Regions from separate parts of the Homo sapiens genome. Here region 1 is linked to region 2. The links are chromatin loops, found by intact Hi-C in ENCODE. Cell type or tissue: Caco-2. All regions are shown on one strand. Each heading gives the region's core, and the rest is flanking DNA. Links, peaks and the distances in the headings are about the cores only. Region 1 overlaps KALRN (kalirin RhoGEF kinase). Region 2 overlaps KALRN (kalirin RhoGEF kinase).

The links. Peaks named below come from ENCODE experiments on the same cell type or tissue, not always from the same donor. Only the 100,000 strongest peaks of a DNase experiment are listed, where the experiment ranks them.
Region 1: a loop joins it to region 2, with 2.3 times the contacts of the local background. A loop is called at or near these places in 4 of 110 quality-filtered maps.

Annotation. Positions count from the first base shown.
Region 1 is chr3:124,345,556-124,361,786 of GRCh38, forward strand. It overlaps KALRN (kalirin RhoGEF kinase), which reads left to right. Exons shown (of 60, transcript NM_001388419.1): 10 at 1,588-1,710. Among named protein-coding and RNA genes, the nearest start is that of MIR6083, 21 kb to the right of the region's middle. In Caco-2, for the core only: a CTCF peak has its summit at 6,304 (motif pointing right); a DNase peak (open chromatin) is centred at 6,366.
Region 2 is chr3:124,395,029-124,411,259 of GRCh38, forward strand. KALRN (kalirin RhoGEF kinase) reads left to right here. Exons shown (of 60, transcript NM_001388419.1): 12 at 107-315; 13 at 3,669-3,843. It also overlaps the pseudogene RNU6-143P. Among named protein-coding and RNA genes, the nearest start is that of MIR6083, 29 kb to the left of the region's middle. RefSeq lists an enhancer at 14,550-15,749. In Caco-2, for the core only: no CTCF peak of the experiment used is centred there; a DNase peak (open chromatin) is centred at 7,013.

The DNA.
Region 1 (16,231 bases), core at 3,790-8,789, 50 kb before region 2:
GTTGTGCCTCCAGAATACTTAAAATATGTATATTGCCAGAATATATTATAAAGTGTTTAAAATCTCCATAATGTTTAGATGAATTCATTTTTTATTTATAAAAAACTTTTTTTCTTCATGATGATGGACAATTACTCCGCCTGTCTTCATTAAGTGGATATTTGTTAAGCCTCATTTTTATATTCATATATACCTTTCTCTGAACTAGCACAATCACGATGTGGGCTTTGTGATCCTGTCACCAAAGACTTTGAAAATGTTCATACCTTGCACACTGCAGATATTAAATATCCCAAATGTCAGAGAACTCCCATACCTGTAGTCAATGGAATGATTTGGTTTTACCTCTGTTTGCTGCAGGGCAATCCGTTTGAGACACAGGAATGAGTTAAACCATCCTTTTAAATAGACCTAGTTCATCTAAACCATTTTCCAGTAAGTGCTTCCAAAATCTGGAAAGGCTAGTACATCATTAATTAAATGTTTAGTTAATGGTTAATATTGCAGGCAGTGAGTGGGCTCACTTGAGTTTTAGCAGGATCTATAACAGGTGTGTCTATACTGTAATTCTGATTTAATTGTGGTCACCTGATTTACTGAGCGCCAACTCTTCAGAGATCAAAAGATGATCTCTGGGATACACACATTTTTGTTAGGCCATCTGCAAGAATGCAAAATGGGTATTAAAGGCTTTCATCCTCCCTGCACGTCAAGGCTTTTACTAAGGGATTTCCATCCTGCCTCTCAAGTGCCCCTCAGGAAAACTTATTTTCCACCCTTCTTAGCATCCCCTCTCTCTCACCCCTCTATTGCCCAGGGGTCTCTGTTCCAGTGTCTCTAAATATCAAGGAAACTGTCTTGAAGCCAAATCACTAGATCTTTAGCCTGGAAGAACCTGAAGTCTCCACTGCTTCCCAAGAGACTCAGATATTAAAGGACTTAGGATGCAAACACTTTAATTTATTTGTTTGTTTGGTTGGTTGGTTGGTATCGATTGGAGGAGGGAGATGGAAAGAAGCCAGAGGGGGCTCTTGTCCTAGTGGTCAGATATCATGAGCATCCAACTGGAGACTGACTACCCTGGACTTTGCTTTCAAGATTAGGAAGGGGAGTCCCCGGAGCACAATGAGGCAGGATCCCCATGACTGGTCACCATTGCTGTTTGTGTTCTTATGGCAGCGTGACGGATGAGTAATGAGGGCCAAGATACTGCCCAAACTGCTACTACCTAATTTCCTGCCAATATCTTTATGTGATTGGGTAGAAGTGGTGAGGGGGTTAAACTGTGCCTGATGGTCTGTGTAACTTGTTTAAAATAATGAACTAAGAAAATGGAAAAAGTAATGGAAGGATAATATGGAGATCAAAAAGGATAAGTTGAATTTAGGTAAAGGTGGGACTATGATATTGCCAATGACAGTAATGAAATCCCATGGACTCACAGCAGATTGACCATTTCCACCTGAACTGCTGCTTTACAACTGGGATGGGATATAGGGGTGGTTAGGACTCTAGCAGTTGCACATGTTGTCACATGTCTTTCCTTCTGCTAGAAAGTCATTGTTGCTGTTATCCTTCTTTGACCAGGTGTTGGACTGGATTGAAAACCATGGTGAGGCCTTTCTCAGCAAACACACTGGAGTTGGGAAGTCCCTACATCGAGCCCGGGCCCTGCAGAAGAGGCATGATGACTTTGAAGAGGTGGCTCAGGTGAGAAGCTGTGTGTGTGTGTGTGTGTGTGTGTGTGTGTGTGTGTGTGTGTGTGTCTAGATGAGGGAGGCATGATGACTTTGAAGAGGTGGCTCAGGTGAGAAGCTGTGTGTGTGTGTGTGTGTGTGTGTGTGTGTGTCTAGATGAGGGAGACCAGGGCTGTGGCTTTGGTGTTTGGTGAGGCATGCTGGGTTGATAACCTGTGGCTGCTGGGCTGCCTTCCTGCCTGATGCAAGGAGTCCTTTGTCTTCTTTTGGATTCTAGGTGAGTGGTAAAATAGATGCCCACATTTATGGTCTTTGAAAAAGATCTTCCTGCTGGTGTGATCTAAAAATGCCTTGTCCACGAGGTGGTGCTGGCAGGAGGGAATGACATTATTAGATTCCTCATCACCCCAGGGCTACTGCTTATGATTGTCACTGCCAGTGAGTGAGAGCTAAAAATCAGTCCCAGCTCTATTTACAAAGCCACATACCTTCCAGGACCTGGAGAAATAGGTGGCACCTGCTCACCAGCCATGCGCTCACAGGGTTGAATGTGCCCAGAGAACCTGCCTTCGTGTGATTTGTACAATATTTAAACTGCCATTTATATAATGTTCAGTCTTTTAGCTGAGCTGCACACCTGATCCAAAAAGGGCACTGTTTTTGAATTTATACAAAGATGTTGTATGACAGGCCCTGACCATTTGTCTAATAGTATAATTGTTTTAAAGTGTTTTTGTTCAGAGCCTCCACCTCAAAAATGTTATCCTAACTCTGTTATATTTCTGCATTGGGGAGTTTTCCAAACGGGTCCTGAAAATTTTCATTTTCGAGATGAAATACTGCTCTCCAGTTATTTTATCAGGCGTGATTAGCTGCCATGTAAAACAAAATAATGAGGAGTAAGGCAGGGAGGGTGCCCATATGGGACAGAGAGGTGGGTGCTGCTGAAGGAGTGAGAATGACAGAGCTAGGTTTTGCCATATCACTGCTTTAGCCAGAGCTGACTTCGATCCCACCAGGCAGACAGCCCTCAATGTGGGCCCTACTTTGGGCATTGTACAGAGCCCTGGGCCTCACCCAGGGAGGCTCCCAGCCCCAGACAGACTATGTGCTATGGATGCAAAAAGAGATGGCATGTCAACAACCAAGCAAGAACAGGAAAGTCATGGAGCATTACTGCATCTCTAGGGGAGCTGCAAGCATATGCTGAAAAATGAGAGGCCTCATAGGAGGCAGAAAGACCATGTCAGTGGCGACCTGAGCCCAGGGAATATGGGTGGATTGGACCCAACCTGTGGGATAAAGAAAGCCTCATATAGAACCCTTGTGCACTGTTGATGAGAATGTAAAATGGTGCAGCCACTGTGGAAAACAATGTGGAGGGTCCTCAAAAATTAAAAATAGAAGTACCATAGATCCAGCAATTCCACTTCAGGCTGTCTCCCTAACATAATTGAAAGCAGGGACTCAAACAGATTTTTTTTTGAGACAGTCTCGCTCTGTTGCCCAGGCTGGAGTGCAGTGATGTGATCGTGACTCACTGCAACCTCTGCCTCCTGGGTTCAGGTGATTCTCCTGCCTTAGCCTACTGAGTAGCTGGGATTACAGGCACCTGCCACCACACCCGGCTAATTTTTTGTATTTTTAGTAGAGATGGGGTTTCACCACGTTGGCCAGGCTGGTCTCGAACTCCTGACCTCAAGTGATCCACCCACCTCAGCCTCCCAAAGTGCAGGGATTACAGGTGTGAGCCACCGTGCCCAGCTGTCAAACAGATATTTATACACCCATTTTCACAATATTCAAAAGGTGGAAGCAACTCCAATGTCCATTGACGGATGCATGGATAAACAAAATGTGTTCTATTCAGATAATGGAATATTATTTAGCCTTAAAAAGGGAGGGAATTCTAACATACGCTACAACATGGAGGAACCTTGAAGACATTATACTAAGTGAAATAAGCCAGTCACAAAAAGGACAAATATTTTATGATTCTACTTATACCTAGAGTAGTGAAATTCATGGAGATGGAAAGTAGAATGGTGGTTGTCAGAGGCTGGGGGAAGGGAGGAATGGGGAGCTATTGTTTAATGCAAGCTTATCCAGCCCATTGCCCACGGGCTGTATGTGGCCCATGATGGCTTTGAATACGGCCCAACACAAATTGGTAAACTTTCTTAAAACATTATGATTTTTTTTGCAATTTTTTTTTAGCTCATCAGCTATCATTAGTATATTTTATGTGTGGCCCAAGACTTCTTCCAATGTGGCCCAGGGAAGCCAAAAGATTGGACACCCCTGGTTTAATTGATAACAGAGTTTCAGTTTTGCAAGATGAAGAGTTCTAGAGATGGATGATGGTGATGCTTGCACCACAACACTGTGAATGTACTTAATACCACTAAATTATACACTTTAAAATGGTTATAATTGTAAGTGTTATATTGTGTATATTTTACCACAATAAAAAAAAAAGAAAGCCTCATAGCCAATGAGGACCTTCTGCAGAATGAGGTGGACTTTGCCAATGTAATAGACACAGGTCCCAATGCACCTTATGATGGACAAGATGCAGCACAGATCCACAATATCTGGTCCTGGGTCATTCCTTTCTAGGCTGTTAGGGGGCAAAGGATGGGAGAGGGCCACAGGTATCCCCTGACTGCTGAGAGTGGAGGTTGTAGTACGTGGGGTGGTCTGTTGGAATAGGGCCATCCCATAGCTTTGGGGCTTCTGCCTGTGGGCTGTCCTATGCCTCAGCATTCCTCACTTAGAAAGGACGTCCCCAAAGCCACCCATAGCCCTGACCCAGCTCAATCTTCCTTGCCCTCTGCCTGATATAGCCTCAGAGGCAATGCCAACCTTGGTTATAGGCCCATGTTTTGGTTATAGGCCGCAGTTTTTGCATTTTGTTACAACCATTCAAGACCCATGGCCATCCCAGTCCCATTTTTCCCAACTGTTCCTCCACCTTCTCACTGATGCCTGATATTCCTTTCACATGGGACAATGCCTTTCCATCAGCGGCAAAGACACATGAATTTAAATTCACGCTAAAGAAAGAATGGACACATTTTTGAGAGCTTATGTTTCCATTATATATCTTGTCTTATACCAATCCTGAATGATAGGTAGTATTTGCCTTGTTTTATAGAAGACAACACTGAGGCTTAGAAAGTTCTTCCATGTGCCCAAGTCATCCAGCTTGTCAGGGGCTCTGCTGAGATTCAAACCCAGGTCTGTTGGATTCCACAGTCATGTTCTTATCCTAATTCCATGCTGTCCCTCCTTATTGAGGTATAGGAAGTGGGCATAAAATTCATTTCTAGGTGCCCATTTGCTTATGGGAAGTGTGGGACAAAGAGAAAGGGAGTGAGGGTGGGGGATGTTGCCACCCTTATTGACATCCATTACAACTTTCCTCTGGCCCTTCCAATGAGTAATCCACTGGCATAATCCACATCTCCCTGACTCTGCTTTCTGATAAGACTGTATTTTTTTTGAAAGAGAAGACAGAGTTCTAACTTCCAAAAGGCTCATGCTTTTAGGAGGAATGTTTGCTCTGAAAAGGAGAAAAGCAGATGTGAGCTACAAAGGGAGCACTTTACCTGGGGTTTGTGAGCCATCCCATTACCCTGAAATTAGCCTCCAGAGCTGGATCTTGTAGTTGGGGAATTAATCCTGCCTTATTCCTTCATCACCACTCTGGGAGATTGAGTGGCCCAGCATCCTGGGATTGTTAGTCCACATAGGAAAACCAATGCTGACCACAGTGAAGGCAGGTTGACTGTCAGTAGCAGCCTGTCTGAGACCTGCTTTGTTCTGTACAACGTGATTGCCATGTTTAGGTGGTGAAAAAGGGGTAAACTAGGAAGGAAAGGGTTCTTCTTTCTCTCTTGTTTCTGCTCTCAATTAGATGATGGCCACTGGGAGAAGAGGAGTGGATTTAATCAGGAACTGAAAAGTTCTCGAGTAAGAAGATCAATGACAGAAAGCCAAAGCATGGACACTCTTGTTCTTTGTTTGGGTTGCTGTTTATGAGATGTGTTCAGGAAGGCTATATATGCTGTGGGGTAGGAGCCTGGGGTAACTTATAAGCAATACTCTAAAGGATCATGATTCTGTGAAGGGACCTCTTTTAGCCTTATCATTTAGGATTCCTTTACCTGAGGCTGATAATGAGAAAGGAATTCTGAGCACCCATTCTCTGTATTTAGGTTCAAAAAATTGTCTTGAATCAAAGCAGAAAGACAGCTATTACATCTGTCACAGCTCCTGGAAATTTGTCCTTCTGCAAGGAAAAGCAAGCCCTCAACAGAGGGAATGGCTACCCACGGGGAGGGGTTAGGCAGTGTAAAGCCCCTGAACAAATACATTTCCACCCTAGGGATAGTGGAGGCATCTGTGATTCTTACCAGTGGTCAGTCTTTGTAGTAAAGACATTTAGGGCAGCTATTAAAATAGATGTAAATGATATCTTTGAAGAATTTATGTGGCAATCCATTATCCTTCATTAAACTTTAACTTTTGTGTTTAATAGCTCTTGAACAAATTTTAAACAAATTCTTCAAATGCCATTTGAAGATGAATTAAATATTTGAGTCCTCAGTTCATCCTGCAGATGGCACTCTTTGAATGGCTGACATAGAAGCTGAGCTGACTGGGGAAAGGCTTTGCAGTCATGACAGCCTCCCTAGAGAGGAATCCAACATTCAGAGTGAAGGCCCAGGAAGGGATACACCAGGGAATCTGTGTCTACAGTTTTCTAGTCTAAGCTGCTGAGGTTGTGCGTGCTCAAATAGAAGTCCCGGGCACTGGCGGGAACCTCTCCTGGTCCTTAGTCAACTAATGGACTCAGTTTGCCTATAATCTCCCCAAATGGCTAAGGCCACCGAGTAGTTTTTAAGAGACACATATTTTAAGAGACATTAGGTGTCATCAAGAATATAAACAAGTGTAAGATGGAGTTCCTGCCCATAATAGGATGGCTGTCAGGGGATAGATGTTTCCATGTCTGCCCAGGTGGTGGAATAGAATGTAGTACTGTTATATTGTCCTGAGATATTTGCTATTATGAGGTAGGCGAGTATTCAAGTGCCTGTGGTTTACATAACAGCTGTGCCTACTCTGTTAGTGTTCTGCTTTATGGCCTCATTATCTGAAATGCCAGATTTTCTGTACGCTAATTTAGTCAAAAATTAGCAAGCGTTTATGTTCAAATATATATTATCTAAAGCCTCAGAGCACCAAATCACATTTAAGCAGCTAGACATATTAAGTAGCATTAATGTAACATTTTTGAAAGAGCAGACAATTTAAAGAAAGACTTAAAGAAATAGAAAAACATGGGCACAATTAAGTACTTTATTCAGTAATCTCTGGTTACTTGTTTCTCTATCCAACCCTTGTGGTTTTTTTGTTTTGTTTTTTTTTTTATCAAACTTGAACACACTTTAAAAAAATCATTCTGAAACTGGAAACCATCATTCTCAGCAAAGTAACACAAGAAGAGAAAACCAAACACCGCATGTTCTCACTCATAAGTGGGAATTGAACAATGAGAACACATGGACACAGGGAGGGGAACATCACACACTGGGGCCTGTTGTGGGGTAGGGGGCTGAGGGAGGGATAGCATTAGGAGAAATACCTAATATAAATGACGGGTTGGTGGGTGCAGCAAACCAACATGGCACATGTATACCTATGTAACAAACCTGCACGTTGTGCACACGTACCCCAGAACTGAAAGTATAACAATAAAAAATAAGAGCTATTATGAAAGAAGAATTAACAGAATGAATGGATAATCCAAACAAGTGGTAAGAGAAAGAATCAATGATGACAAATGTTCTGAACTCTGTAGGCAACTGCATTGTGCTATCTTGATACTTTGTTGACTTAGTAAAACTGGAACTATAAAAAAAAATCATTCAAAATAGGTAAGAATAGAAGGAAGGCATTTTAGTGGATTTATCAGTGACCTTGCCCACCGAAGATACTCTGAGTACAATCAGCAAACCTACCATAGTAATAAGGGCAAAATAAAATAGGATAATCCACAGAGATGGAAAGTCTGTGCCCTCAGAGTTGGACAATAGCCCTCATCAATTTTCATTTCCCATCAAGTTTCTGTGTTGGGCACTGTGAAAAGTTAGAGTTCCACAGTTTCTGTCTTGAGGAACTCAAAATCTAATTTTAAAAAATGCATCAAACATGTTCTAACCCTCTAAGAAATTCTGTGACAAGAAAAGAGGCATAATGTTTGCTCCTTTAGGATTTTCAAGGGGCATTTCTAGTGAAAGCTACATCATCTGGCAATTCAGTTAATATGCAGTGATGCAGTGACCTTCACAGTAAGTTCCTTCTTTCTCTTCTTGCCAGAGATGATGACCAATTATAGCAGCTGCAAATGCAAGCAGAAGGAAAAGGTGGGAGAGCTTAAATAGATGCTTTTTCACACTCTAGCTTCTTAACAAGGATGAAAGATTCTTAGGCAAATGAAAAAAAAAATAGTGAGGAAGAAAGCCAGGAAAATGCAGAAAAATTAATGTCATGAAGTGGGCAAGTGGAGGAATGTGAAGCAGCAGAGAAATAAAGGATAGTCTTGCCCTTTGGATCTTGCATGACACGTTTCCCGTTGGGGTGGATTCAGAACTTTCCCTCCCTGGAGCACTAGGGAGAAGTTACTGGTATGAGCTGATGGGAGACCATCTGGTGATCACACTGAGGATGAAAAAAGATGTTATATCTTGTGGATAACTTCCAGTCAGGGGTTTTGAAGGTCACTTTATGTGGATATGATGTAGAAAATTGGGAGAGGGCAGGAGCCAATATCCAAGATATTATAGAGAGCCTACCATGAACCTTTTATTAACCCCATGAACTGTCACCCACATTTGCTGCTTCCTTTGGGGAACAAATGGCACATTCAGAAGAAATTGGGGTTTTATTCCTAATGACATAAGTTCTGAGTAACAAACTGAAAGATTTGAAAGCACAGGTGGTGTTTTTATCTCTCGTTCCATGTGATGGCAGTAACTACAGCAAAGAAGGGAAGCTTTGAGAAACATGCATGCCTATGTAGATGGTATTTAAAAAGTTTTCTGGACTGTGTTCTACAGAGCCAGGATGACGGGCTTCTGGCAAGGGATGGAGTGCATCTTGTAAGGACTGGGAAGGATATACATTGGCAGAAACCTTGATGATCTATATAGAAAGATTTAAATGAATTTTAAAGTTGAGGGAGAAAATTAACCCAGTGAAGCCAAAATCAGATATATCAGGCTTTACATAGGTGACATAGAAAAAGAGTGTTATAAATAAAATGTGCTTAGATAACCTTAGGTTTCAAAAAATACCAAGAATACAGGTTGCAAACAATATTTTTAGGCTTCTTTATAAATAAACCAACAAAAGGCATGTGTAACAAGTAGTGCACTTAAACTTTTAACACAAGAAGATAAATATAATAGGTAGTCCTGAGACCTCAGGATATTGAGCTCATAACTAGAAAATGGCAATAGAAGAGGATTCTTTGTTGAAAGGACTTGTTCTAATGGGAAGAGTGACAGTGTATCAGGATGCTTCACATCTATATGAAATCTACAAACCTGAGGGTAGAACCTTATGCAGAAACAAAATGAAGATAAGAGGAACACAGAAATGAGCCATCATGTTAGTGGAGAGGACCATAGTCTGCTCCATCAAATGGAAGATATGGAAAATGCTGTTCTGAGATTATTTCAATTCTGGTCAAGGAAAACTATGGTCATAGTGGGAGTCCTCAAGCTCCCTGGAATCTCCTGGAAAAATCTGTGATACTGTAAATGAAATCAGTTAAGTAGGTTAGAGCAAAGGGTTCTATGTGGTAGAATGTGAATCATTGTAGAAAAGTTCAAAAAGTGTAGTTTGTGTATAAACTCCCAAGAACTTTGACCTGTAGATGCAAGGATATAGACTTTATTCTTAGAGCAGAGAGGAATGTTAAAGGCTTTTGAGTGATAATATAAATTAAAATATAATATCTAAACCAGAGAAATAATAATTATACTGTCACTGTTTAGATCACATGTGGAAAATTGCGCCTAATTCTGGAAAATATATTTTTAAAAAGATATTGACAAAATACACCACAATTGTTGGAAGGCTACCATGATTGTGAAGTTGAAGTAACTGGATATGTTTTGTTTTAAGTAAAGAATGTTTTATGGAAGGCAGGGGTGATGAGTTTGATAGTTGAAGGCTTCCCATAGATGAAATAAGAATAAAAGGTATAGTGAAGCCAATTTTAGCTTAATTCAGGTGTAACTTCTAACCATGGGTTGCATTTTTATGAGCTGTCCAAAACAGAGTGAAGTGCCTTGTGATGTAGTGTGCTTCGTCCCACTGGAGGTTTTCCGATACAGGCAACCTTTTTTCCTTAGGATTAAACACCCTCAACTCTCTCCCATCTTTTTTTTTTTTTTTTTTTTTTTTGAGACAGAGTCTCGCTCTGTCACCCAGGCTGGAGTGTGGTGGTACAACCTTGGCTCACTGCAATCTCTGCCCCCCAGATTCAAGCGATTCTCCTGCCTCAGCCCTCCAAGTAGCTGGGATCAAAAGCATGAGCCACTACACCCTGCTAATTTTATATTTTCAGTAGAGATGGGGTTTCACCATGTTGGCCAGGCTGGTCTCGAACTCCTGACCTCAAATGATCCACCTGCCTTGGCCTCCCAAAGTGCTGGGATTACAGGCGTGAGCCACCGCGCCCAGCCTCTCCCATCTTAAAAACAAATTAATACAAATACAAGCCACCAAGAACAGCTTCTCTGAACTCTACTTTCCCCTCTGTTTCTCCTTCCCTTTGTAGTCCAAGTTCTTGATAGAGGAGTTTATATTTGCTGCCTCTACTTCCTTACCTCCTCCATTCCCCTCGACCCCTGCCATTGGCTTTTGTTCTCTCTGGCCCACTGAGGTTAATCTTACCAGGGACTCCAACAGGAGTCTCTGGTTTTTATTTGCTAACTGTATTATTTATTGCTAAATCCAAAAGACACTGAACAGATTGTTCTCTTTTTTTTTTCTTTTTCTTTTTCTTTTTTTTTTTTTTTGAGACAGAGTTTCTCTCTTGTCACCCAGGCTGGAGTGCAATGGCGCGATTTCGGCTCACTGCAACCTCTGCCTCCCGGGTTCAAGTGATTCTCCTGCCTCAACCTCCTGAGTAGCTGGGATTACAGGTGCCCGCCACCACACTCAGCTAATTTTTGTATTTTTAGTAGAGGCAGAGTTTTGCCATGTTAGCCAGGCTGGTCTTGAACTCCTGACCTCAGGTGATTGCCCACCTTGGCCTCCCAAAATGCTAGGATTTACAGGTGTGCGCCACCGCACCTGGCCACTTAACAGGTCTTAATTGACTGTTCTGAAGCATTTAATCCTGTCACCCACTTCTGCCTTTTAAAGCCCTCTTTTTCCAAGCCTTCCTTGACATCGTGCTCTGTTGGTTTCCTTATGACTTTCTGGCTGGTCCTGATTAAACTCTTTTCCCTTTTCCCCAGGATTTGTTCCTCAGATCTTCTCTTCTCACTTTACACAAACTCCCTGAACAATTTAGACTCTCTCTCAGTCTCAACAGCCACGCCTACTCTCATGGCTTCCAAATCCATGTCTCATCTCTGGTTTCACCCCTGGGTTCGATATTTATAAACCCATTGGCTCTGTGGACACCTCTATTGCAATTTTCAGAGGGTTCCTAAACTCCGTGTGTCCAAAGTTTATTATATCACCTCCCACCCCTTCCGGTGTGCTCTTATTCCTGCATTCGTTATACCAGTGAAGGCCACCAACCACCCACTTGCTTGAGCCAGAAACTTGGGAGTCATTCTTGATTCTTCTCTTGCTCTTCCTCATCATTGAGTCTATTGCAATATTGCAAAGTCTTATTGATTCTGCCTCTTTCGTGTGTTTCTTTCCTTCCATCCCCATTGCCACTGCCTTAGATCAGAGCCTCATTATCTCTTGCTTGGAATACTGCAATATCCTTCTGTTTTCCCTGACTCCAGTCATTGTCTTAAATCTATCCTCACGCTGCCACAACAGTGGCTTCCCTCAAATGCAATCTCATCATCATGATCTCCAATGGTTATGGAACCTATAGATGGCTCCCCATCAGGATAAAGTTCAAACTCTTGATAATATAAACCCTTTATGACCTGCCCATTACTTTGTTTGGCTTTACCTTTTACCCCTCCTGTGTTCCCTCTATCCCATCTTGTATTCCTGTTGTCCTGGAGTTTTCCTGAGCATGCCATGCTCTCAAGTCTCAATGCTGTCTCCTTAATCCTTCTCACTCCTTTAACTGACCAGCTCCTATCACCTTCAAACACTTGTCTCAAGTATACCTCCTCTAGGAAGCCCTCAGTAGCCTCCTTGGTTTGGATTGGATGCCCCTTTTCTAGTCACCTAGTTACTCTGGTCATATCTCTATTATGGTAGTTAGCACAGTGCCATAATCAGTTTTTTGCTATCCTCACTATCTGGCTGGACTGTGACCTTCCTCAGGGCAGTAATTTTGTCTCAGTCTTTTTAAACCAATGCCTAGCACAGTGGTGACCCTGACATGCAATGGATACTTGAAAGATAAACGAATGAGTGCTATGGAACGAATGCCTTTGTTGGGCGGATATCAGGCCAGATGATCTCTGAGGTCCCTCTCAACTCTAAGAATGATAAGAGAGGTAGATCAGATGAATATTTATAAGAACACAGGCTCCAGAACCACATAACCTGGAACATAACTGAGTACTCTCCTGATAGAATTAGCAAGACTGCCCTGTGCTGGGGGTCACCCTGATTAGCCCCAGCCCAGGGTCTGGCACTTTAGAGGAAGCATCTTTTGAGTCAAATTTTGAGTGAGTTCTTTGGACTCTTTTGTATTTTCTTTAATTAAAGAAAGCTAAAAAAAAATTCAGATGAAGCTATAGGAAACCACTCTTGACAAGAAGAAATGGCAGTCCTTTCTGTGTCCATTTTCCCAGCCCCACTAATTTTCCATGATTTATCCAGCTGGGATCATTATCATCACACTGAGCCTGACTATCAGAGGAGGCTTTAACCTTCTCACTCCGTTAGCTGAAATGGAAGGAAGTCTTTTTTTTTCTTTTTAAAAACTCGCTGTTATTACAGATAAGATTGGCCTTTTCCAAAGAGATCCGAAAGGCAACAACAAAACAAAAATTAGACAGAAGTGGTATACTGTATGTTGACTTTGTATTCAGCATACTGATTTTGAGTCCAAGACAACTCTTCTAGTCACAGACTGCTTTTGATTCAATATAGTATGTTCACTGGTTGCCATTTTTTTCCTTCCCCTTTTTGAGAAGGAAATGGCCTTAATAACAACAACAATAATAACACCTACTGAGTACTTTCTGTGTGCTGGACACTGTTTGAATTATTTTTCTTATGTTAACTTATTTATTTCTCACAACATCCCATGAGTTATTAATATATATTTCTAATTCTCATTTATAGATAGGGAATTTGAGGCACAGAGACTAAATGAGTAGCTCAAGTTGATAGACCTAGTGAATGGTGGAGCTCATATTCAAGCCCTAGTAGTCTAGCTCCAGAGTCCAGGCTGTCAACCACCCTGCTGTGGAGTCTCTTGATTCAAAAGAACCTCGGATGTCTCTGGGATCAGGCCTGGTGGGGATCAGGCCTCATTTCCATCCCAGAGCCAGTTCCTAGCCCTCTTTCCATGTGTGGATCTGGGTCATCCCTCAGACAGCTAGCTGCACATTAGCACTGTGGCTGTAGGACCCCTAAGTGATACTTTTTCCCTCCTTGCCTCTAAGATTTTCATCAGACTATCATGAAGGGTCACCTTCATGGTCCTCCTTGACATCTTTTTAACCCAAAAGGTGTCTATGCAGCCTCAGGCTGCATATGACTGACTTTTGCCCTTCTCTGCCTGTCCTCTGGTGTATCTGAAGCACATGTAAGAATGATTGGTGACAGCTGGCTCTGCTCTTTGCTGAAGCTTGGCCTATTTAACAATTGATTTGGCCGGTATCTGGCCTGAGTCTTCATTTCTATGTTCTAGCACAAAATGGTGGACTATACTTGGCCCAGACCAGATAGTTATTTCATCCCTTTCCTTTTACCTTTTGCTGAAATTAAGCTATCACTAATGAAATGTCCTAGCTTTCAAAAATCTACCCCCCTAGTAGTCCCCTATCTCCATATGAGATGTCCCCTTTAGTTCTGATTTCCCCTCTGCTGGGACATATGATATAGTGAAGAAAAGCATAGCATTTGGGGTCAATCTGTTTTTTCCACTTTTGGCCCTGGACCTTGTGAAAATCACTTAAGTTCTCTGAGCCCCAGAGTTCTTCTCTCTAAAATGAGAGTGACACCTACCCTGAAGAGTGATGTGGAGATTAGAAATAATATATGGAAAGTACCTAATCAAGAATTTGATTCTCAGGAGATGCTCCATAAATGGCGGTCTCTGTGGCAGCAAATGGTGATCATGTTGGTGCTGGTGGCTGGTAATAGAATATATTTAAGCTTCACTCCCTTCCAGGCAACGCTGTTAAGTCCCATGCTGTCATCTCTCAAGATTCAGCATGGTGTGGTCTACTTAGCTATGTGGGAAAGAGTAGGCCTGTGCTTTGAGATGGCCAGGTGCCAAGAGGACAGATCAGCTGCAGGTACTGACAAACATCATCAAGCGTTAAGTGTTATGGAAGAGATGGGTGCCTTATTTGACCAGTCAAACAAGGAAAGCCAATAGAGTAATGGTATATCCTGCCTAGGGGCAGGGAACACCCAGCAGCTGGGCATCCAGGAGCCAGTGGTGTTCAGCGACCCAAGGTGGAGGCTGGACAGTTTGCACCTGGGAGGCTCTTAACAGGTTTCCGGGCTGTAGCTGCTGGGCTGCAATTCAGAGGCAGGATTCTTGGGGTACCTGGTAAGGTAATGGCTGGCTCTTAGGAACAGGACAAAATTGTGGTTATGGAAACTGAGTACCAGGGGAAGGCTGGGTTGGCTGCCGGTGGAATCTGATATGGAGGACAAGTCTGTCAGGGAGATGTGCGATTCCATTTGGTGTATGTCACTGGGCTGGAGCTGAGCCTGCCATGGGGCCCCAGAAAAGGGAGAAAGAAGTAGAGAGACACTATGAGACAAGTGAGAACAGACTCTCCCTTCTAAAGAATTCTCTGCCTAGTGGCCCTCCTCAGAAAGAGTGGAATCACTCAAGTTTCACAAATGTGACAACATATTTTACCTTGCACAGTGAGAGTAACACACCAATAGGAAGAATAAAGTTAATGTCTCTCAGAGAGCATTGGCATGGTTTAGAAAGGAAGCAAGGAAAGCTATTCCAGAGGAAAGCTTTCTTGTCTGCCCAGTATTGATTCTGAAAGCAAACCATTTATTACCATGTCTTCCAATAATTAATCTCAACACAAGTCAACTTGCCCAGATTAAGAGAAGCAGAATCAACTTCCTTTCTCTTCTCCCTTTCTTTTGTTTCTGTGACACCGTGAGCAGGGTGGGCCTCAGGAATGTGCTTGCTGCTGGGGAAGCCAGCATTTGTCTACGCTGAAAGAAGAGGGAGCATGTGATGAATTTGCATATAGGAGGAATGTATGCAAATTTCACAAGACTATTTTGCCTTCACGAAAAGATTTGAAAAAGTATTTGTAAGGTTTTAAACCTATGCTATAAAGACAAACATACAAGAATAACTGATAATAACTATCATTTATTGAAGGCACGCTTTTACAAGGAATACCTCACTTAATCTTTGAAACAGCTCTATAGATTTACTGTTAATATTTTCCAGATGAGGAATCAGGCTTAGAGAGGATCATTCAAGTGGAGGTGGCAAGATGTGAACCCAGGTAGGCTGACCTCAGAGCCTGCACTTCTAGCACACACACAAGAGGAATTAAAAAAACTGGGGTTAGTCAACCTTCCTTCTGATTTTTTTCTAAAGGAAGTTTCTACTTTATTTATCTTTTTATGTTTAATTACAAAGTTACATATTTTTCAATGTAAAACATACAGACAAGCAAAAAGAAACAGAAATAATCCACCCACTTGGTTGTCTAACTAACAGTTGCTAATACTTTCTGTTTATTCTCCCAGTTATTCCTCTGTTTATGTGTATATAGGTACATTTAGTAACCAGTTTTTCTCATTTAATGATATAGCCATGGTAATAGATGCATATCTACAATGTTATTTTTCTTTGCTAGTGGCATTTTTAATATTAAAACTTTATATTCTTTTCCAGATTCTAGTAACTTACAGGCTATTAAAACCAGGTACAGTTATAAGTGTGTAAAGAGAAGCAACATTAGCATTGAAGACAGAGGGCTGGGTCTAAGCCAAGCATTCGGAATTTCTTCCCAAGAGAAAGCTTCAGAGAATGGCAATTTACAAGAACCCTCCCAAGCCTTTCCAGTTCCTCATTGTAGGTGTGCATATATTACAGGGCTATGAGGACCTTCTGAGTCCATAAAACCGGCTGGGGTGGG
Region 2 (16,231 bases), core at 4,753-9,752:
ACTGGTTGAGAGTAAGTTGGGTGATTCCAGTCTAGCTTCCTTGCCCTCACCCCAGCCCTGGCCTCTCCCATCTTCCCTGAGTGGAATCTCTGCTCTCTCTCTACAGTTGTGGACATGGATGGAAGACCTTCAGAAGGAGATGTTGGAGGATGTCTGTGCAGATTCTGTGGATGCAGTCCAGGAACTGATCAAGCAGTTCCAGCAGCAGCAGACCGCCACTCTAGATGCCACACTCAATGTCATCAAGGAAGGCGAAGACCTTATCCAGCAGCTCAGGTCAGCGCCTCCCTCCCTCGGGGAGCCCAGCGAGGCCAGGTCAGCATGGGCAGAGCTTTCCAGTGGGAAATGCCTCGGGCTAGACGTGAGATAAGTCCTGTCCCAGTCTTGACTCAGCAAAATCTTGCTTTGTGGTCTTGTGTGAGCTTCGGTTTCTTTATCTGTAAGATGTAAAAATGCCTGCACCATACTCAACTTGAATCTAGAATAAAATAGTAAATGGAAAAGCTTTAATGTTTCAAAGAATTATTTATCATTCAGGATGTTATTCAGCCATCAGTAAGTAACATAAATACAACAAAAATTAACAAAAGACAAAAAAAACAAAAGTAAAAAATAATTAAGAATTAGGGCATATTTGCTCATGCAGAGAAATAGACATTATGGAACATAGTGTTATTTAACATCTGGTCTTAGGCTGAACTCTGACCTCCAGTGCCCCAGTCAGCAAAATCAGATCATTTTGCTGATGTTTGACTTTGGACCCATGAAGACATAAAAAAAGTGTGGTGGTGTCCTACCAGTTCCCTGTTACCCAATTATGACCTTTTACCATTCCTTGCTGCCCAGAAAATAAAACTCCTTCTGCATCAACCTAAACAAACATAACTAAGGAGACAAATCCTGTCTAAAATTTTTCATTTGTTTAGAATTACCCAGGCCATTGCCTCCTTTCTATTGGCATCAATATCTAGTTCTCTGCCCCTGTCAAGGACACTGGCTCCTTAGATAAAGTGTCATGAGGCCTTAAGCAAGCCCTCAGCAACCAACCCCATGCCTAGGTGCTGTATAAATAGGATTTGATTGTGCTAATGATGCTTGCCCACAGGGACTTTTTCCTATCCCAAAATCACTGAGTGCTGGGACCTCTGCCAGCTCTGGACAGAAATAATCTCATCAGCAAGTCCCAGGCTATCCCTAGGGCCTGAGGGAATTACGTCAATTGGAGAGGGTTTTTTTCACCCATACCAGTTGTCCAATTAAATAAACAATGAGAAATTACCTTTAGAAGGCCCTGGCATGTTTTTCTGTTGGAAATTAATAATTTCTATTCCAAATATGCACATGAGATGCTCCAAATCCTCCTATTGCATGCTAACAAGACAGCCTCTTTTCCTTCTTCCCCTAATTATCTTCATGAATATATAATACATGACAGCTTTGTGTGCCTCCCTAGGAAACTCCACTGTCATTTGCTTCCGAAGAGAATTCCTAATAGTGGACAGTCATTTAACCTCTCTGGGCCTCAGCTGCTTCGTCTGTGTAATTAAGGGGTTCACTCTAGGAGCTCTGGCAGCTCTAGAATTTTGTGATGGCTTTGTGTTATCTATTCAAAAACTTTTCACAGGCTTGGCTGGCTTCACTTTCTGTGGGGCTAGGCCTACGGAGATGCCACTTGTTCTTAACAACTGTAAACCTGCACAATGCCTAAGGGCATAAGGCTACTTGATGATGGCAAAGGCAACAATGTGGGTGATGCCTGCTCTGCAAGATTAAATTCCATGGGTTTCAGAGAGTACCGTAGGCATATGACCAAGAGCCACTGGCGACCATTCATTATGCCAGTAACCTGACTCTAGCCTAGGCTCCCCTCCCTGACATCAAGGCATGTCAAAGAGAAAAAGAAGTAAATGGTGCTTAGTGGACATTGACAGGATGCCTCACACACACCAGAAACATCTTCCCTATGTCTTCCTGATCTTTCTGACACTTGTTACTAGAGCACCTAAGGGAGCTTTTGCATCATCTCTGTGATTCCTAGTGAGTGTGACACTGACATAGTGCTGCATAAAATGGTCCAAAATCTTTCCTTTCCTTCTGGAAAATTTGTGATGGAGAAAGACTGAGAGGAGAAGTCCAAGAGAATAATCACATCCTCCCAGCAGCAAAGCCCTCAACAAATACATAACAGATAGCACTGAGTACATCTCATGTTATTTTCATGCCTGGGGATGTCCGTGCAGTTGTGGGAGTAGAAATTGTGCCTGTATCACAACAAACAGGCCAGGGTGAGGAGGCAGGAATAGGGAGCCCTGTGACCGGTAGACGGAAGGGTGCTTGACAAATTAGCCTTACGCCATCCTCAGAAACAGAATGAACTCAAATACCATTGCTTCTGAGACAAACACAGGCTAAAAGAACATGGCTTTCAGAAAGCCTGCTGATGAGATGATTGGAAGTAAATGATTTTCCCCTTGTCCTTTGACTCCTTAAATTGTATGAGAAGCTAAGATGTCACAAGATAATGAATGTGCCAGTTTATTTCAAGTTTTAGGGCTCTAGCTTACTCAAGGCCCTATGGAATCTAAACTTCTTAGCCACCATCATTTTCCCATTATAGTTATCACCACCTCATTTTGCTAAGCAAATCAATCTGTTTATCTCTCGGCTTCCCTCTATAAGGCATCACCTCTCCCTACTACGTTTGTATAGACTCTGCCTGCTCAGAGGAGGCTGCACCCCCTCCTATTACTTGACTGTGTTTCTCCATTTCTTCAAACCCCCAAATCAAAACTGTTTGCAGCCTTTGTTGGTTGTCCCAGCTTCTTAGGATCTAGCCTTTACTCTCCTGATCAGCACTTGACACTTCACTTGTGTCCTTTCAGGATTAATAATTATCCATACATGTTACTGGTCTTAGTTCATGTGCACTCTTATTTAACAGCAAACTGTGAAGTGAGCAGGGCAGAAATTATTAAGTCCACTTGACAGATAAGGCAGCTGAGGCTCAGAGAGGTGATTTCCCAGGGCCACCAGCCTAAATGTATCAGAGCAGAGACCTAATTCAGGTTTGCAGGCTCCAGATCCTATGCTTTCCTAAGTATAGCCTGAGCCTGTTTAGTATAATAACACCAGCCCATAACTTTAGCATAGCTTTATAAAGAGCATACTTACAATTTTGGCAACCATGACATCATCTGTTTTAACAAAGAGTCTGTGAAGTAAAACTAGGAAGATTTTTTTTAAAATATGCCTTTAGTATGTTTGTCTGTACGTATTGTGATAGATTTATGTGTGTGTGTGTTGGAACTATACATATTAGACTACATATATGTGTGGAACCATTCCATTTCTCTAATATTTTATGCCTTGTAGAGTCCTTTCTCATGCATTATTTCATCTTATTTCTTTCACAATCCTGCTTGAGGAGTAGGAGAACAACTAGTCTTGGAAATAGACTTGTGAACCCAAAAAAGGATGCATGTAGCTTTGGTTCACTCATTAAGCAGAGAGCATCAGGCTCACAGCAGGAGTTTGATAAATGTCTGTTGATTGAATGACTCAACTGATTCACATCCACCTTGCTCAGATGAGGAAGATCCCCCTCCTCCTCTGTCACTTTTAACATGGAAAGGCCTCTCCCTCCCTTTTTTCTCCCCACTCTGCCACAGGGACTCGGCTGTGTCCAACAACAAAACACCCCACAGCAGCTCCATCAGCCACATCGAGTCGGTCCTGCAGCAGCTTGATGATGCCCAGGTGCAGATGGAGGAGCTGTTCCACGAGCGGAAGATCAAGCTGGACATCTTCCTGCAACTGCGCATCTTTGAGCAGTACACCATCGAGGTAGCAGGGGGCCAGGAGGGGAGGTGGAGAGGGGCCAAGAAGTGCTTCCTGGCCAAGGGCACTGCCCCAGGGGCAGGGCAGTAGCCTAAGGAAATTAGAGCATCCAGCATGCATTTTTAGAACCCAAGAAATTCCCAGTCCACCATGGCATATTCCTTCCAGTCCCTCTCATCCCCTACTGCCGAGCAGAGCCCCTCTATTTTACTTTCTGTCTGTAGATTACTTTCTTGAGAAGTTTTTTTTGTTTGTTTTTGTTCGTTTTGTTTTGTTTTGTTTTGTTCTGTTGAGAAGGAGTCTCGCTCTGTTGCCCAGGCTGAAGTGCATTGGCGCGATCTGGGCTCACTGCAAGCTCCACCTCTCGGGTTCAAGCGATTCTTCTGCCTCAGCCTCCCGAATAGCTGGGATTACAGGCATGCGCCACCACACCTGGCTAATTTTGTATTTTTAGTAGAGATAGGGTTTCACCACGTTGGTCAGGCTGGTCTCGAACTCCTGACCTCAGGTGATCCGCCTGCCTCAGCCTTCCAAAGTGCTGGGATTACAGGCATGAGCCACTGTGCCTAGCCAAGAAGTTTTTTATTGCTATCCGTTAGACTCTTACTTGGCATTTTCCTGAAATACCATCCATGGAGCTGGTAGTTTGCTGATTGGAGTAGAGTCATTGAATTTCACAGCTTTATGAATGGATAGATGTTAAAATTAGGTGGCCTCCTTAGAGCTGATAATATAAATCATGCGTTAGATTCAATCACACAGCAGTTAAGAAGCCAAGCGCCACAGGAAGGGGAACCTGTATCCGCAGTTTGATTTCTACCTATTAAGAAAGTAAGCCTGTGCTAAGACCATTTGTTAGTTCATCTCATAAACTCCTCAGTTTATTTTTGGAAGGTTGGAATCACATATTCTGGTAAATTTATGTCCCCTTTCTCATACCAATTAGTAATGTCTTCCTTCACATAATTTCCCCCTTTTAATATTTTCTGCTTTGAAACCATAACTAAAGCCAGGCCAATAGGGTTTCTGTGGTATAAGGAATATCCAACATAAGGCACTTTTTCCTTTTCAGGGATAGCAAAGGGTTAAATTAAAGGCATGTCTTCTGTTTGCTCCTGGCTGGTATGGTAGGGGGAAAAGCCAACTTTCCACCCACCATTTCTTAACTTTGTTTTCCATTCCAACCATCTCTCTGGAGTTAGGGCTTCTGGGTTTGGTGAGCTTCCCAATAATATCTGCGGAAACTTCAATGGAACAGCTTTAGAAGGAATTTTTTTTTTAATATATCGAAAGCTCCAATATCCCATCCTAATCCAACTCAGTACAAGAGACTATCTTGGGAACAGCTACCCTTTGCTTTAATCCTAGGTCCAAAAATGTTCATATTGAGAATCTGAAATGTAAAAGAAAAGCAATCATAAAGGTACTCATCTTTCTATCCCCTACTCTCTTACAAGCACATCTGTACTCCTGCCTCCTTGGGAGAACTTGTAATTTCTTGCTTAAAGACTTCATGTTCTAAAAGGTGCTTTCTGGACAGGTCCTGGAACAAAGGAGAAGTTAAGCCTTTAAATCTAGACCTTAACTATCCTTCCAACTGATTTCATAACCTTAGGAGAATTTATTTATATTTATTATTTATTTTGAATGTACTGTCAGGATTTCAGGTGGCAAGTAGTATCAACACACATTTTGAAAAACAATAAAAATGCCAGTGGGAAAATAAAAATATTGACATGTAGTGAAGAGTGTATGTAGTGAACATTGTAAAGGCAGGGTAACAAGGTAATAAAGAGATAAAAGAGAGGGTATGGGTCATTATTCTTTAGTAATATGGATTGAGATGTACAAAAATAAATACAGGCTAAGTTGATTAAAGTAGCCCAAGGCATTCCTGCAATCATTCCTCAGCTCCATTTTGCCCACTGGGAGAGAATATATCCATGGAGAAATTATGTTAGCAGGTGTGGTGGTTTTGCTGTTGTACTTCTTATTTACTCTCCTGTCATTCCAGGTCTGCTTCAAAACATGCTTAAGGGGGAGGAAACAATCTGAGGGTTTGGATTAAGTTTTATTTGAAAAGATAGCTGTGACCTGGAAGTCAGGGTTGCTGGTTCAGCGCTGGAATGGGTCAGTTAGCTTCACTTTGACATCGACTACACCCCTCACATCAGCTGGGGGCATCGCAAGTGTGTCTTTACTAGCATCGATTGTAGGCAAATCAAGTTCCACTCCTAAAAAACAATCCAAAGCATATGGAGAAAATATCCTTTAAAAAATGTGGGTTTAAATCACATGCATTAAAATTGGATCTGGCTTAAAGGTTACGAGAGAGGAACTTGACACTTAAATTATGGAGCCAAGGGTGGTGGCTCACGCCTATAATCCCAGCACTTTGGGAGGCTGAGGCTGGCAGATCACTTGAACTCAGGAGCTCAAGACCAGCCTGGGCAACGTGGTGAAACTCCATCTCCACCAAAAATATAAACAAAAACCGAGTGTGGTGGTGAGCACCCATGGTCCCAGCTACTCAGGAGGCTAAGATGGTAGGATCACTTGAGCCCAGGAGGCGGAGGTTGCAGTGAGCTGTGATCACACCACTGCACTCCAGCCTAGATGACAGAGTGAGACCCTGTCTCAGAAAAAAATAAAAAATAAACAAATAAATTATTGGATTTGCATTCTTTAGCCTTTGTATGTATAAAAATTCCTCGTCCCACCCTAAGTACTGGACAACCTGGTATGCAGGAGAGCAAGAGTGTGAGGGCCTCATAAAATGAGGGAGAGAAAAATCATGATAGGATCCTGCATCCTCTGGTGTAGGCTATAACGTCCGGATTTTACAAGGGGTCTTATTCCCTTGTCTTGTGGGGGAGGCCCAAAAGCTTGGGGAGAATGCTACATCTAATCTTAGAACTGGAAATCCTGCCAAACCTATAGAAAAGTTCTGCTTCAAGTCAGATTGTCAGAAGTTATTTTTGAGGGTGTTGAGATTATTCAAATACCAGCTATGTCTCACTGTGGGGATGAAGAACAAACTTTTAGAGAAGCTTCTGGTGTGAAACTGAGGGTGGTTTCTGTAACGAGAGGCGTGTTTATGCTGACATAAGCCAGGGCAGGGTCTGTGATTACAGGACCTACAGTGTGGTTTCCTTCCTAAAGGAAGGCATTTGATAGACATGCTCCAAATTCCTCAGGATTACTGAACACTGGAGGAGGACTGCTACCCTGCATCTGAGGAATCTAAACATGACTCCTTAGCCATATCACTGAGGGCCCAGATGAGCCAGTTAATGTAATCATTAGGATAGCACATGAGCTGCTGCACCAATCTCTTTGTACTCAATAATAATGGTACTCACATTATAACCTGGAATGAGATCATAGGGCATGCCCACATAAAGTGAAACATCCTAAATTTGTTAGTCAGATGTTCAAAACCAGGCCCATAGCTGGATTCCTGGTATACCTTCTTGGACTCCATGGAGACCAAAGTGACCTATAGTGGAACATGATGTTCTATAACGTTTTTTTCCTTTAGGTTCAGCCTCCTTCTATGAAAGACATTTTATATAAACTAGTTATGATAGAAGAGACATTTCACCAAATACAAATGTTTATTTTGTGATGGTAAGAATACAGGTGATTTTTTTTCTTATTTTTGATGCTTTCTTGCATTTCCAAGTTTTATACAATTAGGATAATCAGAAAGAAATGAAAAATATTTTTAGAAGCAAGAATAGGCCAGTGGTCTCCAAACATTTTTGATTGTGTGCCTTCTCAATTTTTTTGAACTTGCAACCCCCTACATATAAATATTTATTCATTTTTAAGTTATAAAAACGTTCGGTCACTGCCTAATAATTTCAAAATTCAACATGCTCTTTGGGAGAGGTTTAGTTTTTTCATTAGAAATTGTGGGTTCCATATTTCAAATAGTCTTCTGATAATTTCCAATTATTTTTTGCCTGGTTTCTTGAGAGATCAGATTAGATTGTCATTGTTGCCTTACCCCATAATGTGGCTGACAGAGAATTCAAAGTTCTCTTGTGCTTTCATGATTGGTATTATCTTCAAACTGCAGTTTCTTTGCAGGAAACTCGTTAAACCACGTGTCTTTTTGTGAAGGTTAGTTTAGTTAAAACTAGATAGTAGATAAATCTATTTAACTGGACACATGAAAAAAAGCAATAATTTGAAATGTGCTGAAAGCAATGAACAAATGAGCCACAGTCAGCCACTGAGTTGTGACACTCCTACCTTCCCCCCTTCCCCGAGGAGCTCTCTTTTTCGTGCACTACACAAAGCCATCTGCCATGTGGTCAGAGTGAGACTCCAGCACCAGTCTACTAATGAAAATCCTGGGAAATTTTATATACTTTGTATTGGCTTGATAAAATATATGTGCACAATATAATATATATACACATATATGCATATTTATATCAAGATAGTTTTTCTACCATCATTGGATAATTTGGGGCATTTTCTGAGATGGGCATACTTATGTTGGAAAGCCTTAGAAATGACACTAAGAAGGATATTCTAGACAAGGGACTTTCTGAAAATATGGGCCACCTTTATGGTTTTTCTTTTAAATCTCTAACTGTGTAATTGCAAGCGAGGTATGCTTAATGCACCTGAAAGTTTATTTGAGTAGGGAATGATATATCAATTCTAAATCTATGGGGTTCATGTAAAACAAATAGGGGCCAGGCTAAGGCTGGGGAGAAATGGCATTCAAGGAAGAAACTTCTGCCTAGAGAAGATAAGCTGATTATAACTTACTGGTGGTCTCAACTCTTCAATTAGTTGCACACAGAGGCCCTTAGCATTTTATATTAGAAAGAGACCATTCGGTCAGCCTTTTACCTATATAGAAATTCAACTCAGTAAACATTTGGTGAGCACCTCCTTATGTAGCAAAAACTATGTTGGACATTGAGGACATAACAGGGAGACACAGAAACAGAGAATCATCATACAATTTAAGAATTCTATGATAGAGGCTCCTAGTTTGCAGAGAACACTGGAAGAGGCAGATGCTTAGCCCAGTCAGGATGTTCATAGAGGGTTTCCCAATGAGGTTACACCTGAGGGCAGGCAAAAGTTGGTGGCTAGGATTTGGCATCCTTGGATGATGCCATCCAGCCTCTACCAGAATATCTCCAGAGCCCAGAAAGGGGCTTAGCAGGGAAGGGAGAAGAAAGGAGGGAGCTCATCATCTCACTATTGTGTTGAACCAAAATCTCCACCTTTTACACTTGGGTCTTTGTTCTGCTCTCTGGAAAAAAAAAAAAAAAAGAGAGAACTAGTCTGCTCCCTCTTATTTGGGAGCCTTAAAAATAATTGAAAATGTTTATCATAGGCCTCTTTTCCTTTATCTGAAAAATGGTGAGCTTGTATGAGTTATTTCTGCAGTCCCGGTGACTCTAAAAATGTTATAATGATTTCTCCTTAGTGTCAGCCCTCTATGGTATATATCCTCTATTTTATTCACCTCTTTCTGGATAGGACATGGTCTCTAGTCACTGACTGTCTTGGTCACTGTCTGCTGAATGGAGCCTGGCTCACATATAGGCTTGGATGTGTCCTCTTCAGAGTACTGGCTCTGGTGCAGCCCAGGAGATAGGTACCTTTTTAATGACTTCATCACCTGTCTTGTCTAGTCTTTGCTTGCTTAAAAGCTCCTGGTTGTCATTTGAAAGTATGGGCTTCCAGTACACTGACTTAAAAAAAAAAAACTTCAATGTCAGCTTTTATATTTTGTCACTCAAATTTAGTCTTTTTCTTTTTTTTTTTTTTGCACAGTTCTTCTGCCTGTGAAAATAGATATAAATTTAATTTATTATTACTATCAATGTTGTGGCTGTTTGAAAAGTTGGGCAGGTAAGACAGGGCTGTCTGGTGCATCACTACAGGTTCTTATCTGGGGGACACAGAGCCATTAGTCTGCACAGTCACTGTTAGCTGTGGATCATCTAAGAGCCCATCATCGAGTCCAATTTCGCCACTTTTTCTTCCATAAAAACCATTCGAGACTGCAAGGCCTTGCTGTTCTCCACGTTTGTAACATGCCAAATCCACCAACATTGCAACTGTATCAAGAAAGAAGCTAAGATCTATTTGAGGTCATCTTTGTGCACTCTTCCTAGTGATCACTGTCACATTTTCTAAGTACCCCCAGAACCTTTGGAAAGAACATGTAGAATGAATACAATGAAGTAAACCTAATCCTCACAAAATATTTATTTCATAGTCTCTTCTAGACTTTTTGACAAATTAATTTCAGGATCACTGGGAGGTTTTCCCTACTATCGTCCTTTTTTAAAAAAATCAGGATTTTTCACACAGCTTTAGTATTCTGGCAGGTCACCTGTTTTCAGTAGAACTGTCAAAAATCCCTGATGGAAATGTTCAGATCACTCTGTAATGGGGTGGGTCTGGGGCTGTGGACCTGAACTCAAGTAAAATTATCAAGGTTCAAATGCTATATGCTCCTCCTTTCTGGTAAGGATGCAGTAGAAGGTGTTCAGCTTACACAGGGGGAGAAAACATTCTGACACTCAAGCATAACTAGGTTCTAGAATGAGTGAGCAATATACGTTATAGGAGCTCTTCAACAAAAGAGAGATCTTTTAAAAGGAGAATAGAGTTCCACAAATCTCAAAATGATAAAAGGCAAAGGTATGGACACAAGTATAAAAAGGAATGACCAAGATCCCTCCCAACCCTGTTAATTGACAGTTGTGATTATATCAAGGACCTCAGGGTTTTTTTTTTTTTTTTTTTTTTTTTGACGGAGTCTCGCTCTGTCAGCCAGGCTGGAGTGCAATGACACAATCTTGGCTCACTGCAAGCTCCACCTCCTGGGTTCACGCCATTCTCCTGCCTCAGCCTCCTGAGTAGCTGGGACTACAGGTGCCCACCACCACACCCGGCTAATTTTTTTGTATTTTTAGTAGAGATGAGGTTTCACTGTGTTAGCCAGGATGGCCTCGATCTCCTGACCTCGTGATCCGCCCGCCTCGGCCTCCCAAAGTACTGGGATTACAGGCGTGAGCCACCACACCTGGCCAAGGATCTCAGTTTTAATCATGATGATAGAGAAGAAAAGAACATAAAATTGGCCATAAAAATAATCCAATTATCCAAATTATTCAATTGGTATAGAAATTAAGTAATTGAACATTGGAACTCATCAATTACAGCATTTTTGCAATATGTTCTCACATTATTTTGCCAAAAATTAAAAACTGACTGGATTTCATTATTTCCAAGTCCCTTTGCTTTTCTGGAAATTTCTTACAATATTCCCAAAGGTCTTTAGCTATTTAAACAAATATTTTAACTCTTCAGAGAGATTATACATATTACTAAAACAGGGAAATGCTATGATAACTTTAAAATAATCTGCTTTAGAAGTCACTAATCTTATCATTGTAAGAATTGATTAGCAGAGAGGAACTCAACATTATATTGGACAAGAAGAGTAAATGACCATGGTACTTTAGCTATTTTATTCATCGTGGTAACCTATATCAAAAATTATAGATAAAATAGATCTTCCCATGCAATGAGGTGGTTTCTTCAGCTGCAATATGTCTTTCCCTATCAGCCAGCATTTGTAGGGCAGTGGAGAATATTTGTCTTCCACTTTCCTCATCTTCACAAAAATAATGATGTCATAAAACAGAAAGATGCCATTTTGCAATTGATAACCCAGGTATGTCAATGGCATCCCATCACAGTGAAATGCCATGGACCCTTTCTTCCTACTGGTAATTGGAATGAGATTGAATCTTAACATATGCAACATATGTAGTGTTGATTAATGTATATAATCACCTTTGCTGAGAGACAGTAATGCCGTGATCAAGTGTGTAGTATTTTGAGTTAGACTGCCTGGGTTTGAAACCTGTTTTACTAACTTTACTAATTGTGTGGCCTTAAGCAAGTTGCTTTGCTTTTTTTTTTTTTTTTTGAGACAGGGTCTCACTCTGTCACCCAAGCTGGAGTGCAGTGGCATGATCTCGGCTCACTGCTATCTCCGCCTCCTGGGTTCCAGTGATTCTCCTGGGTTCAAGCCTCCAGAGTAGCTGGGATTACAGGTATGCGCCACCACGCCCAGCTAATTTTTGTATTTTTAGTAGAGATGGGGTTTCACCATGCTTGCCAGGCTGGTCTCAAACTCCTGACCTCAGGTGATCCACCTGCGAAAGTGTTGGGATTACAGGCGTGAGTCACTGCACCCAGCCAGGCAAATTGCCCTTGAAGCCTTGGTTTCCTCATTTGAGAAATGGAAACGAAATAATATTTCCCAGCCTATTGGGTTACTGTGAGGATTTAATAAGTTAACACATAATATGTTTAGCAAAGCTCCTGACAGTTAATCAGCACTTAATACATAGTAGTCAGCATTGTTATTATTATTCATAATATGTTTTCTTTTATATATATATATATATTTGCTTCCAGGTTTTAAGCAGTTAAACATCCCTTCTTATTCTTTCTCATTGTTTCTCTTCTGATTTGTTACTGAGTCATATTAGGAGATCCCTGAATGTTTATGCAGAGAACCTGCTGTGGGAGCCAAAGTCATTTGCTCTTGCCTTACAGAGACCCTGCCTGTGTTGGGAACAGATCATATTTCTATCTGCTGCAATTTAAGTCTCAATACCAAATTGCAGATGTGTTTCCTATTCATGACAAAGGCATCTGGATAACCAGATAATTCTATATAGGTTAATATTACCTTTATACTGAGCAATCTGGCAGAGTCGGTTTAAAAAAAATTACTAAACTCTTTAAAAATGTACTATACTGTGCTCACTTCATCAGCACATACACTAAACTGAAACGATACAGAGATTAGCATGGGCCCTGACGCACAAATACGTGAAGCATTCCATAAATTTTTTTTTTATTTTTTATTTTGAGACGGAATCTCGCTCTGTTGCCCAGGCTGGAGTGCAGTGGCACGATCTCGGCTCACCACCTAGGTTCACGCCATTCTCCTGCCTCAGCCTCCCGAGTAGCTGGGACTAGAGGCACCCGCCACCACGCCCAGCTATTTTTTTTGTATTTTTAGTAGAGACGGGGTTTCACCGTGTTAGCTAGGATGGGCTCGATCTCCTGACCTCGTGATCCGCCCGCCTCAGCCTCCCAAAGTGCTGGGATTACAGGCGTGAGCCACTGTGCCTGGCCAAAACTTTTTTTTAAAAAGGAAAAGAAATACTGGAGGAAGGCAGTGCGTTTTCTTGCAAGGATAAATTATGCCTGGCATTTATCTAAGGCCACAAACACAAAATTTCTTGGTCTGCTAAAAAAAATATGATTAATTTAAAAGGCTCATGTGAAGTGAAGAAAACTGAATTATGGGTTTTGTTTTTTGTTTTGTTTTTGTTTTTGTTTTAGAAGAAGAAGAAAACAAGAAGGGTAAAACTGGCACTTTTCTGAAGTGAGAATAGTAAAAAGAAAGATATCCCCCAAAATCAATTCTTGGAGCAGCCCTATTGTTGTAACACCATGGTTAAGAGCATTGGACTTGGTCATTAAATGCTCAGCTCTACCACCACCAGCTCTGAGACCATGGGAGAAACTATATGACTTCTCTGTGCTTTCATTTCCTCCTATAGTGCTATGAGGATTAAATAAAGTTGATCAAACACTTAACACATTGCCTGCCCCATAATAAATGCACAATACAAAGTAAAATGTCTTCTTCAATCATACTATCTTCATCATTGTTGCCAACATCTAAACACTGATCTGAAGAAAGAACTATACAGTGAGATTTCCAATGTTGCAGGTGATAAAGAGTTGAAGTGGGTAGACCATAGGAAGTGGGGAAAAAAAAAAGGGAGGGGCAGGTGAATTTTGATTCAGGCAGATACAGTTCAAAACATCTGGGGAAGAGGGACTATAGCTTTCTCTACACATAAATACTGGGGAAGACCAAGAAAACAGGAGGAACCAATGGAGAGAGCTCTCTGAAAGCAGAGCTCAAGGTGACTGCTAAACCAACTCCTATGAAGCAAATTTTGATGGCAGAATACTGGATTTGGTGTATCTCATCTAGCAGGAACACCTTGGGCTTCTTTTTGAAGTGAGGCTTCCCATTTTCCATTTCCCACTGCCTCTTACCCTTTTTTAAATTTTATTTTGGCACTTTCTCTGATTTCCCTTATTGATGTCTCTAGAGTAGACAATTGTTAGAATAGAAATATTGCCAATGTATCTGTCAAAAAAGTCATCATTTCCTAACTGCAGTTAATTCAGGAGAGTGGGGGAGACAGAGGCCACTAGAGCAAGTGGGGAACTGAGGTGGAAGTAACTGAGTGGAAGGAGAAAGCAAAATAGGTTGACTGAAAGCGGAATGCCCTCTGGGAACCTTGTGTTCCATCTTTCATTCACTGGCTTCAGGCCCTAGTTTCTAGCCTGAACAAATTCTCTCCAGATGGAGTTAAATCACTAAATTCACTCACTGGCACAGGCTTTTCTTTTCAGTCTTGTCTCTCTGTATTAGCAAACTAACCCATGACCCATGTTATTAGATAAGCCAGAGAAAAATATTCGGGTCTAGGTGTTGTCGTGAAGCTCTTCATGCCAGAGGGTTTACTCTGAAGGGTGGTCAGGGCTTAAGCAGATTGGGAGGAAGGACAAGGGCGTTTCAGGGCTATTAGGCTAGTGAAGAAGGCTGGAGAGGGCAGAACTTGCTCTCAGCATCAGCAAGTAAACCATCTGACTGGTTCACAACAAGAGCACAGGGTAAGCCTGGGAAGCTAGGTTTGTTCATTAGCAGTAAGGTCAACTTAAGGTTTGAAAACAACTATTTTTCTTTTTAAAAAATGAGCCTCTATTGTCTTCCAGCCTTATGCCCCAGAAAGAAGGTGGGGAGGAAGAACCTAATGAAAAAAACATTCCTTGAGGAAACAGAAAATACTTAGGAAAGAGAATAATTTAAATTCCAGTATACATTAAACACACACAAATCAGACTAATTGAAAGCTGTGGGCATCAGTGCCTGGGGGAGAGAAGGGAGGGGGAGTCCAACAGAAAGAGGAGAGAGCCTGCGGACCCAGGGAGGGCAGCCTTAGGAGGAGGCCCTGGAAATTCCCATTCTCCAGGCTTCATAACAGACCTGGGTTCCTCAATTCAATGGTGTCAGATGATGAGAGTGGAGGAGGGTAAGGAGAGGAGATGAAAGAATATAGAAACACCAGGTACAGAATCCTGGACATATTTCACATTTAGCTTAGATTTGAATTCCCAAGATTCCAGACCTCTGAGATCACTCTCTCAACTAAAGCCCTCTGACGTGACTCTCTTCTCCCTCACCAGGACCGTCGGCACCTTCCACTCCATAGATTCCTGGCTATGGGACTCCTTGGATCTTCCTGCAGCAAATAGATACCTCAGACTCAGTTTCACAGAAACAAACAGAACCTAAAATCAAAAGAAAAGGCAGGCTCTTCCTTTCATGCTTGTTGTCTTAGTTTTATTCTAATTCCCCTTAGTTTGTAGGCCAGAAAATGGAGTAAAAATTGTGATTTGGGCTATTTTACATATATTATCTGATAAAGAACTTACATCTAGAATATATTTAGAACTTTTACAAATCTACAATGAAAAGTTAATTAACTCAGTATTTTAAAAAGGGCAGAAGACTTGAAAAGACATCTTACAAAAGTAGATATACAAATGGTCAATAAGCATTTGAAAATGTTCTCACCATCGTGAGTCATCAAGAAAATACAACTTAAAACCATGATGAAATAGCACTTCACACCCACTAGCATGGTTAAAATTAAATAGACTGATAATGCCAAGTGATGGTGAGGGTGTAGAGCAACCGGAACTTGAATACGTTGCTCCTGGGTATGTAAAATATTACAATCATTTTGAGGAAATCTGATGGTTCCCTTATAAAGTTAAACATACACCTACCCTATGACCTATATATAATTCCACCCCTAAGTAATTGTGCAAGAGCAATGAAAACCTATGTCCACAGAAAGACTTCTATAAGAACTTTCACATCAACCTTATTCATATTAGCCAAACACTGGAAACAACCCAATAATTCATTAGGAGGAGAATGGATAAACACACTGTGGCCTATATGTACAATGATACTCTACTCAGCTGTAGCAAGGAATGAACTAAACATACACACAGCAGCGTGGATGAATCTTGATACAACATGTTGAACAAAAGCCAGATGTTTAAAAAAAAATTCTGTAAGATTTCATTCATATTAAATTCTAGAATAGGCAAAACTACATCTATGATGATAGAAATCAGAAATTGGTGCCTAGTTGTGGGTTGGGAAGGGGAGGGATGGATTGGAAGGGGGCACAAGCAGGTTCTCTAGAGTGATGGAAAGGCTCTA